Regions from separate parts of the Homo sapiens genome. Here region 2 is linked to region 1. Evidence: read pairs that join two places in POLR2A ChIA-PET (ENCODE). Cell type or tissue: K562. All regions are shown on one strand. Each heading gives the region's core, and the rest is flanking DNA. Links, peaks and the distances in the headings are about the cores only.

What was found. Peaks named below come from ENCODE experiments on the same cell type or tissue, not always from the same donor. Only the 100,000 strongest peaks of a DNase experiment are listed, where the experiment ranks them.
Region 2: POLR2A ChIA-PET joins it to region 1 with 5 read pairs; 2 of 35 experiments call an interaction of 5 or more read pairs at or near these places.

Annotation. Positions count from the first base shown.
Region 1 is chr11:86,341,989-86,347,377 of GRCh38, reverse strand. HIKESHI (heat shock protein nuclear import factor hikeshi) reads right to left here. Exons shown (of 5, transcript NM_016401.4): 4 at 2,657-2,775; 5 at 1,435-1,794. The coding sequence ends at 1,740. All of the region lies in intron 4 of LOC105369421 (a long non-coding RNA gene), which reads left to right. Among named protein-coding and RNA genes, the nearest start is that of CCDC81, 30 kb to the left of the region's middle. In K562, for the core only: no CTCF peak of the experiment used is centred there; no DNase peak of the experiment used is centred there.
Region 2 is chr11:86,132,264-86,137,652 of GRCh38, reverse strand. No RefSeq gene overlaps it. Among named protein-coding and RNA genes, the nearest start is that of LINC02695, 59 kb to the left of the region's middle. RefSeq lists a cis regulatory region at 2,558-3,041. In K562, for the core only: no CTCF peak of the experiment used is centred there; DNase peaks (open chromatin) are centred at 2,441 and 2,802.

The sequences.
Region 1 (5,389 bases), core at 185-5,184:
CCTTATGCATACTGTGCAAGATACTATTCTAGAAGTAAGAATAATACTAGAAAATGTGGCCCAAAATTTCACTCCCATCATCTGCTCTGGAAGCCCAAGAAACTAGTTTAAATTCACTACAACCCAAGATTATCATGAATAATCATATATTCTTTTGATTTCTTAGCAGACCAAGGAATAGTTTGTGTTTACTTAGTATTTCCTGTTGTATCACTACAAAAATCACTGGGAAGAGGCTACCTGACTGTAGAAGAGGCACAACTGAACTTCAGGATGTTTTTTCAGCTTGGGTTTGGCAATCTAGGTCCTAGATACAAGTTGTAGTACATGAATAATCATTTTGCTTCTGGAAATTGTATTGCAATTAGCTGATGTTTTCTGTGCAGAGTATTAAAGACTGTTGTGTAGCCATTGCCAAGTCTCATGATTCAACAATTGCTATGGTTTGAATATTTGTCCCTTCCAAAATTACGTTGAAATTTTAATCCCAATGTGGCAGTACTGAGAGGTGCGGCCTTTAAGAGGTGATTGGATCATGAGGGCTCTGCCCATAGGTTAAGTTATCACAGGAGGGGAACTGGTGGCTTTATAAGAAGAGGAAGAGTGACCTCAGCTGGCACAAAAGCATGCTCAGCCCCCTCACTGTGTGATACGCTGCACTGCCTAAGGACTCTTCAGAGTCTCCCCACCAGCAAGAAGCCTCTCACCAGCTGCAGCCCCTTGGCCTTGGAATTCTCAGTCTCCATCATTGTAGGAAAAAAAAAAAAATCCTTTTCTTTATCAATTACCAACCCAGCACTTTGGGAGGCTGAAGTAGGATTGCTTGAGCCCAGGAGTTCAAGCCTAGTCTGGGCAACACAGTAAGACTGTGTCTCTGCAAAAACATCAAAAAAATTAGCTGGGTATGGGGGTGCACGTCTGCAGTCCCAGCTACATGGAAAGCTTGGGGCAGGATGAGCACTTGAGCCCAAGAGGTCATGGCTGGAATAAGCTGTGATCACGCCACTGCACTAAAGCCGGGACAACAAAGCAAAACTTCGTCTTAAAAAAAAAAAAAACATTTAAGTCAATAAATTACCCAGTTTTGGGTATTGTTATAATCAACAAAAAATGAACTACTAACCATCCATTAACAAGAAGAATCCTATATTCTACACATAAATGCCTACCAGTATTAAATAAAAGCTCACCAATATGGCAATTTTATTAAACTTATATGAATCTGCAGATATAAAAAGTGACAGCCAACCTGTATTAATTGGAAAAACTGACAATCTTAAGAAATAATCTCTGAAAATAATTTCTCCATATTTAAAAATGTATACTTCATATGTTTTTCAAGTCTCCCAAATTTTGAAATAGGTAATTGAAAAGTTAACTACTCCAGCAAACCATTGTTTCATTTCAATAAATGAATGATTACACATGCAATGGTACTTGGCACACTACTGTTTGGTATAGGTTTTATTTTTAAGTAAAAAAAATGAATCATAGCCAAAACAAAATGTCTTGCCTTTGAATGGTATTTTAAGCTTAAGGGGAAAAAAGTCTTTAATGATGAACATATTTTCATTTTTCAATGTTTTTAATTTTTAATAAAGATTTTTAATTAAGCTTCAGTCTCTAAGCAGTTTTTAAACTTAGGTTTCGTGATCCTTTGACCTCATACTTTTAGATGGAGTCAGTTATCTTCAAAACATGACAAATTTCAGAATCCATTAAAAATTATTTTATTCAAATTATGTTTTCCAAAAGAGAGGGTTCTGTGCTAGTCGTCTTTGAAAGTTTTCATACCTAGAAAAGAAAACACATATATTTACATTCACAAGAAAATTAAAATAGGATCTTTCATTAACTGCCAAATGACTTATCCAAAACAATTTTACATGTCATTTCTAAAAAGCTATAAAAAATCTAAAAAGATAATCTGGAAATGTAATTATTCTTATAAAAAGACAGCAAGCATAGGAATTTAAATATCGGGGCAGTTTTGATTAGCTTTTATCAGAGAGCACAAATCATAAGAAATTTTAGTAATTGTTTATCTTCTGCAAATTTAAGACCTAGAAGGGACCTAAGGAAAAAAATCAAATTCAACTCCTATTTCCTCATTCCACAGATGAGCAGATGAGAGAAATTTGCTCAGGGTCACATAGCTACATTATGCCAAAATTCAAACCTAGTGCATTCCAATGCTCTCCATGCTACACCATGGTACCACTTCTCAACAAACTCTTCCTAGGCATCCTCCCATCTCTAGGATACTCAAAGTGAAAAGAAATATCTATAAAACACGGGAAAGTTGGAAAATAGATTCATTAGCCATTCATGTACACAGTGCAGTATAAACTACTCTCATAGATGGTACTTCTAAATGAAAATACACAAATATTTATAAGCTTTAATAGTGGTCCCTAAAACATAGGCAACTATATTTTCCTGTCTTTATAAATTCATAATGGCGACAATATAACAAAATATTTAGGGTAAGAACTGTTTCTCATCAGATCTCTATAGTACATACTTTAATGGCATGCAGTGCTGATGTTCACAATAAAAGAATATGTTTAAATGTCAAAAAAGGAATATATTCATAGACAAAATAGATATTCAGTTATAAAAAGCCTTAATATTGGAGACAGAAAATGCCTCATACCATTTCAGAACCACATTTGCCGGAATGAACATTTCAGATGGGCTTGGTGTCATCTGGGCCTGAGAGACAGCAAATGATGAAGCAAAATTGTAGAAATTGTCCAACATCTTTTGTGTGAACTGAAAAGTTAATAATAGATTAATGGATTATACTGAATACTTCATTTAGAACTCAATATTTTTAAATTAAAAGTGTTCTCACATTAACTTGTTTATAGGGAGTGTCAGTTCTAAGAGAGTCTAATGCTGAAAGCTGGCTGGGTGCGGTGGCTCATGCCTGTAATCCCAAAACTTTGGGAGGCTGAGGCAGGAGAATCACTTGAGGCCAGGCATTCAAGACCAGCCTGTGCAACATAGTGAGGCCCTGTGTCAAAAAAATAAAATTAAATAAATGAATAAAAAAGAATGTTAAGAGTAATCATACATACAATGACACTGTGAAATATGCTACTCACTTTGGGGAAAAAAAAAGAAAAAAATTTTTCTTCAAAATATTTTCTTTCATCTCCATGTCTGCATCCACTATGTCCCTCCTCAATTATCACTCTCCTCAAATCAACCTATTTTCTCATATAAAATAGTAACCATCTCTAAGAAGTCTTTTACCTGCCAGAAAGATAAGAGTTTACATATTATAAAGGAGCAACTGGTTATTTCCATTGCTGGAAAGAAGATAAAGGCAGCACTATTCCATTTCCTCTGTTTCCTAATCTGTTTCCCTTCCTTGACTCTAAAATGATCAAATTCACTAACATACTCCAAGTCTCCTTGGTAGAAGCTAGAAGTAAATGGACTCACATTTCCTGAGAATCAAATGGGCTTAAGTACTAACCCTAAAAGTAACTGAACTTCTGAAGATAATACTACCTTCTACTCACTCAAAAATAACCTTTCCAGCATCACTTTCTCAAATATACAAAATCAGCCATGCCTTCTCTTCTCTACACAAGAGAATTGGTCTTATTAGGTTTTTTTATTCAGTTGTTGAATAATATGAAGGCAGTATAATCCAAGAGACTCTGCTGCGAAGGCACCTGATTAATATCAAAAGTTCAGTAAAGTCACTAACAGTTTCTTCGTTTGTTTTTGAGACAGGGTCCCACTCTTTCACCCAGGCTGGAATGCAGTGGCACAATCATGGCTCACTGTAGCCTTGATCTCCCAGGCTCAAGTGATCCTCCTGCCTCAGCCTCCCAAGTAGCTGAGATTATAAGCATGCACCACCATGCCTGGGTAATTTTTTATCTTTTTATAAAGACAGGGTCTCACTATGTTACCCAGGCTGGTCTCAAAATTCTAGGCTCAAGCAATCCTCTCACCTCAGCCTCCCAAAGTGCTAGAGTTACAGGCATGTGCCACTGTACCCAGACTAAAGTCACAACTAAAAGATCAATATTAGGAAAAAAAAAAAAAATCAACAGCAGTCCTCCACACCAGTGACAATAATTTTTAAGTGTAACTGAAATCTTTAAAAGGATTCCATTCAGAATATAAACAAAGCATTTTCTCCAATACCTAGAAAAAATGCTAAGACAAACTAGTAAGATTTTTGTGGAAAATATTATAAAGACTACTAAGAGACAGAAAAGAAAACAAAAGGACCTATATATACCATTTTCAATGGAAAGATATACCATGTTCAATGGAAAGACATAACATGTCACATATGGAAAGACAATGTGGTAAAGGTGGCCAATTCTCCCCAAATTAAACCCATATATCCAATGTTATTACCAACAAAATTCCAACAAGGTTCTTCATGAAACTTGACAAGCTAATACTATTTAATGAAACTCAACAAGCTGATATAATTATTATGAAGAATACCTACACAATTATTATGAAGAATACCTATACATATTTTGATGACTGTGAGGAGGAACTTGCCCCACTGGCAAAGAGACAGGCAAATAAACTAATTGGAATAAAAGAGACAGCCCAGAAATAAACCTAAGCATATATGACAAAGATGCTATTACTCATGGTAAAAAAAAAAAAATGGGACAAATTACTCAATTCATGGGGCTAGGACTAGTTTTCCATAAGGGGAAAAATGAATTTAATTCCCTTACCATACTGCACACAAACATATTCAAAAAGTAAACCTTAAGGCTTTAAGAACTGAAAGACAACATCTTAGGCTCTGCTTGAGGCCAGGAGTTTGAGACCAGCCTGGGCAACATAGCGAGACCCCCAGTCTACACACACACACACACACACACACACACACACACACACACACACGAACATCTTTATATCTTTACATATCAGGACAGAGAAGGATTTCTCAAACATTAAAAAACCCACAAATCCACAAATCATAAAAGAAACAATACATTTATCTATATACAAATATAGTATATCTGTATGTAAAAGTCACTATAAGCAATGTTAAAAGACAAGCACCATGCTAGAAGGAGAAAAATGCAATGTATTTACAAAGGATTATTATCCAGAACACATAAAGGCATCTTAGGTTTTTTTCCCAAAAGACTAAATTTAAAAAGTGCCAAAAGCAATACAACAGAAAATTGGACAAAATATATAAAGTCAATTCCTATAAAAGGAAATACAAACACAGCCAAAAGTGTGCAAAGATGCTCAATATCACCAGTAATCAAGAAACACAAACTAAGTATGATATTCTAATTTCACTCATCAGTTTGGCAAAATTTTAAAGGTCTGATAAATGTTAGTGAGAACATATGAAAAAGGAAATGAAAAAAACTGGCTC
Region 2 (5,389 bases), core at 130-5,129, 210 kb after region 1:
CTGAATTCAAATCCCACCTTTACCAGTTTGCATGTGACTTTGGGCAAGTTAATTACCCCATGCCTCAGTTTCCTTGTTTACAAAATGGAGAAATAGTATCTATTTTATAAGGTTGTTGTGAGATCAAATACTTGTAAAGCTATTGCTTGTAAAGCTCTTAGAATATGGCCTGGCATATTGTAAGCACAGTGTAAATGTTAGCTATAAAGACAAATGGAGTCATCTGTCCATCTTGTCATCTCAAGGGTCAGTGGTCAAGATATATTTCTTAAAAATTATTTTAAATTTTAATGGTTTTCCTATTTTATTTATCGGCATTGCAGAGTAATTTTGTTGCACATGCACAGTAGTTTGTTTACAAATTATACATCAAATAGATTTGTATGGGCTTGTCTAGAAATCTTAACCATTTATAACATTGTGTGTCATATACATATCTCTATCTATCTAAATTTATATTTGTATGCACACACACAAAACACTTTTTGCAGTAGATTTTTGGACACAGATTTTATGAACTATATCCAGCTTATTTTATAAATTTATTTTTCTTCTATGTATTTTTCATTTTCCAGAGGTTGGGCTCACAAAGCATTGTCAAGACTTGAGGTGGCCTTGAATAGCATGCTAGAATTTTGTATTTTATTCCCTGCGTTATAAGGATATGCCCAGAAAGGAAGAGAGGGCCATAGTGTAACCTGTGTTTTAGGGAGGTTAGTTTTGTAGCAGTGCAAAGGCTGGCTTGATAATGAGGTCTTGGAGTCAGAGAGATTAGTTAAAAGGCAGTTAGAATAACTCAGTCTGAGAACCTCAATTAATGTGCTGGACAAGAGGGAATACATGTAAGAATAATCTGGGGATAGAATCAAGAGGACTCAAGAGTGCAGTGGTGAAATGGTGGAGAGAATTCCAAAGGCTTTCAGTTTCGGTTGATGAGAGGCCGGTGAAACCATTAGGAAAGACAGCCTTCTCTATTACTTCCTAAATACAGAAGGGATTCAGAATTTTCAAGGAGAGGTAGAGGTAGAGACTGTAGAAGGTCAGAATATAAAGCAAGCCTATTCCTCAGCTTAAAAAACTTGGCATCTGAACCTAAAACTAAACAAAGTTGGAATCTTTTGTTTAAAAAAAAACAGAACATATTTAGTTGATAATGATTTTCACTGATGATTCATTTGACCATGATAATTAAACACATTAAATGTTACATTCCAGGCAGTATCAGGTAGATGCTAAGTTGTGAAGCAACACACTTTTTCATCCCTGCAGATCTGAAAGTTTACCTTTTCCAATACAGTAGCCAGAGCTCTGGAAAGAAACAAACAAGGCCACAAGTGCCCCAACTACATCCTTTTCAAGATGCGAATGCTTTCCACCTCCATCCAAGACTCTCAGAGCCTGTGTGTTCAGTGGGCAAAGAACGAGACAACAAGATGCCTTGGTCCAAGACTGCATGGGCAGTTAACTGTGCAGCAGGGAATGGCTGAGGCCTCCAGCCCGGAAATGGTGTGCTCTTACTAAACCACACTTCTCTCCCACCTCCCTCCCAAAAACTCCAGCTCGCATAGGGAGAGTTTCTGAGAATGAAGCTTTTCTATATTGTATCTGTGGGTTCTCTTACCGTGTTAGCTAAGTCAGAAATCCAGATGCATGACAAATACAGTGGTACTAATGGCGACTAAGGGACAGATATATATATATATATTTTTTTTTTCTTGGCTCACTGCAACTTCTGCCTCCTGGGTTCAAGTGATTCTCCTGCCTCAGACTCCTGAGCAGCTGGGATTACAGGCACATGCCAGCATGCCTAGCTAATTTTTGTATTTTTAGTAGAGACAGGGTTTCATCATGTTGGTCAGGCTGGTCTTGAACTCCTGACCTCGTGATCCACCCACCTCGGCCTCCCAAGGGAGACAGACTTTTTAAGACACTGGGAAAAACCTAGAGTGTGTAGTTGCCATAATAAAAATATATCATTTAAAAGACTGATTCCACAAATATTTATTCAGTACCTACCAGGTGTCAGGCACTGTTGTAGGCAATGGGTAACAGAGTAGTGAAGAAAACACCAATATGTTATGTAATGGGAATGGGCACCCCACTGGGTGGTGTGTTGGGACTTAGGATCAGGTCTATCAAGTTAAAGGTGTGACCCAATGAGAACACGATTGCACAAGTAATCATATCACAGATTTTTAACTTCTACTTGAATTTCAATAGTAAAAGAGGATCAATTTGAACCCTGCTTGACTTATCAGTAATATATCCCTAACTCCCAGTGAAAAGTCATCTCTCTCTTCTCTGAGCTCTCCTCTCCATCCTTTGATCCTCTGAAAAACACTGGATCATTCTACCATGCATTATAATGATTTATGCATGTCTTATCAGCCTTTGTAGACTCCTTCAAAGCAGGTGTTGCTTCTCTCTCTAGATCCCTCTCCTGACACTGGACATTGCCCTCATTCCCTTCTCTTTTCCACCCCCCTTCATCACACACTTGGAACTCCTTGCACACAGAACTCTCTGTTGTTGCCAGTATATGACAGACTCTGTTCCAGCCCTTTGCCATTGTACACACAGTTCTCTGTGACGGAACACTCTTTCCTTCTTAATTTCCTGGGAAAACTGTGACTTCTCTTCAAATAATCAGCTCAGAAGCTACTTCCTCAGTTAAGTTCCCTATGACTTCTCTAGGCAATGTGTGGTCATGTCCTTTTGCCGTTGCAAGGCTCTAGGCATATCTCTGTTAGTTCACTTATCATTGTGGTTTTTTTTACAATGTTTGTTTTTTGGTCTATAAGCCCTGGGCAGAGTCCTGGTTTTATCTATCTATGCCTCTAAGTCCTTGCATCTGTGCCTGGAAGAGGCCTTCAGTGAAAGTGTGCTGAGCAATTGACTTGCCTTCTGAAATACCAAGAAGGTATCCACATTACTCTAAGGCTCTCCTGTCTGCCAAGCACCCCACCACTCCCACCAAAAAGCACATTCGTCATTGCTAGAAATTCTCCCCATACCTAGGGACTGTATAGGTCTCCATGCTGTCCATCCAGTGCTCTATCCACAGCTTAACATTTGGATTCTAACAGAAGTCTCAATGCCTTCAAGCCAAGGAGTATTTGTATTTTTGGTAGACACAGGGTTTTGCCATGTTGGCCAGGCTGGTCTCGAACTCCTGGCCTCAAGTGATCCACCCACCTTGGCCTCCCAAAGTGCTGGGGTTATAGGCATGAGCTACCACGACCGGCCTAAATTTGTATTATTTTTTGTTATTGTGTTATTTCAAAAAAAATTTTCCAAATATTTTTTATCTGTTTTTGGTTTAATCCTCTGATTTGGAACCTGTGGATATGGAGGGCTGGCTACGTTCTATTTTGAATTCACCCTACAATTAGTTGTGTGACCTTGGCCAAATCATATCACCTATCTAGGTCTGGGTTTCTTCATTTATAAAATGCAAGTTATACTTAATCCAGAATGGTACATAGGTTTTTTTCTCCAGTGCTAATTTCAGCAGTGGCCTCCAAGGGAGCTCCATTGAAAATTGTGAAGCTTAGGTCAGGAAAGACTCTCTGCTAGAAAGAATATTGTGACTATTTAGTCATTTCTGTCCATTTAGCACAGAAGAGGGGAGTGGGTTGCAACTGCCTTGTGTTTGCAGACACTGCACTGGGTAGGTCTTTGAGTTCCTTTTAGCACAGACATTCCACATTTCATGATCCATGCAAGATTATGTGTCAAGTTGGTTCAATTTTACTCCAGAGGCATGTGTCAAGCCTCTGCTGCATGCTATACACTAAGTAGTATGAGATAAAAAGAAGAAATAATGCATGGTTCTTGCTGGTAAGGGACTCAGGGGTGATTAGCAGAGGTAGGAGATAGTAAGTGTTAGTAGATTATAGAAACTGAGGCTCCATCAACAAATGGAGGAGCTGGGTGTGAGATTTATTTGAGTCTTAGTGCTTTACTCTTTTCCACTATACCTCACTACCCTTCTTTTAAGGGTAGTGAGAAGGGAAGGGAGACACTGAACTGAAGGCTTAGATGTTTTCCACACTGGGTGCATCATAGCAGAGGCCCATGATAATCAGTGAACAGTGTTAGAAACCTGGGAGGAAAGGGTAGAAAAAATAACAAGAGTCCGCAAAAGAAATTTTGTCTATTGCTTGAGAGCTGCTCTTGGCTTCAGTACAGGCAGACTTTATGGGACCATATTTATAGGCAAGCACATTTCCTTAGGTCACATATGTCTCAGTTCTAAGATTCTGTCCATTTTTTAACAATGATGGGGTTGAAGAGAGGCAATAACATTTCTGAGAGGAAACAGTGCAGGATAATGGTTTAAATCAAATCACACTGATGTTATGTCTGGCCCTGACCTTGCCTCATGAAGGTGTTCTTTGTCTTTTGTGTGTTTTACTTTTTTTCTTTTTAACAGAGGCGGGTTTTTGCTGTGTTGCCCGGGTTGGTCTTGAACTCCTGAGCTCAAGCCATCCACCCATCTTGGCCTCCCAAAGTGCTGGGATCATAGGCGTGAGCCACCACACCCAGCCTGATGAAGGTGTTCTTTGAACCACCTCAGGGAATGACACTGTGCGCTTGTAAAGTTTCCACAAGGACTTTTATCTCCGTTTGGTTTGAAAATACCATGATTTTCCAAGTAGTAAGCTTTTCTAAGTAGTGAGATTTTCCAAGTAAAGGCAGATTTTTTTTTTCTGAGTCTATTGTGTGGATGCATAGAGGTGAGGGAGTAGCCATAACTCCAGTGTGTGGTCTCTGAACTCCAAACATTCAGACTTTTTTTTTTTTTTTAAGAGACAGGATCTCGTTCTGTCATCCAGGCTGGAGTGCAGCGGCATGACCACAGCTCACTACAGCCTCAAACTCCTGGGCTCAAGTGATCCTCCCACCTCAGTCTCCAGAGTAGCTGGGACTACAGGCACAGGCCACTACACCTGGCTCTAGAAGGTATTTTCAATCCAATCTGACAGCTAAGGAAAATGAAAATCAAAATTAAGTAATTTGTCTTAAAATATACAGGATGAAGATACTAATATATACATGAGATATGAATATACACAAGATAACTTGTTACAGTTTGTACAAGGTAAAGTCATGATTCAAATACAGGGGTATTGATTATAAAATCTATTTTTTTTCTTTTCTTTTTTTTTTTTTTGAGACAAAGTCTCACTCTGTCACCTAGGCTGGAGTGCAGTGGTGTGATCATAGCTCACTGCAAACTGGAACTCCTGGCTCAAGAAATCCTCCCACCTCAGCCTCCCAAGTAGCTGAGATTACAGGCACACACCACCATACCTGTCTAATTTTTGGGTTTTTGTTTTTTTTTTGGTAGAGATGAGGTCTTGCTGTGTTGCCTAGGCTGATCTTA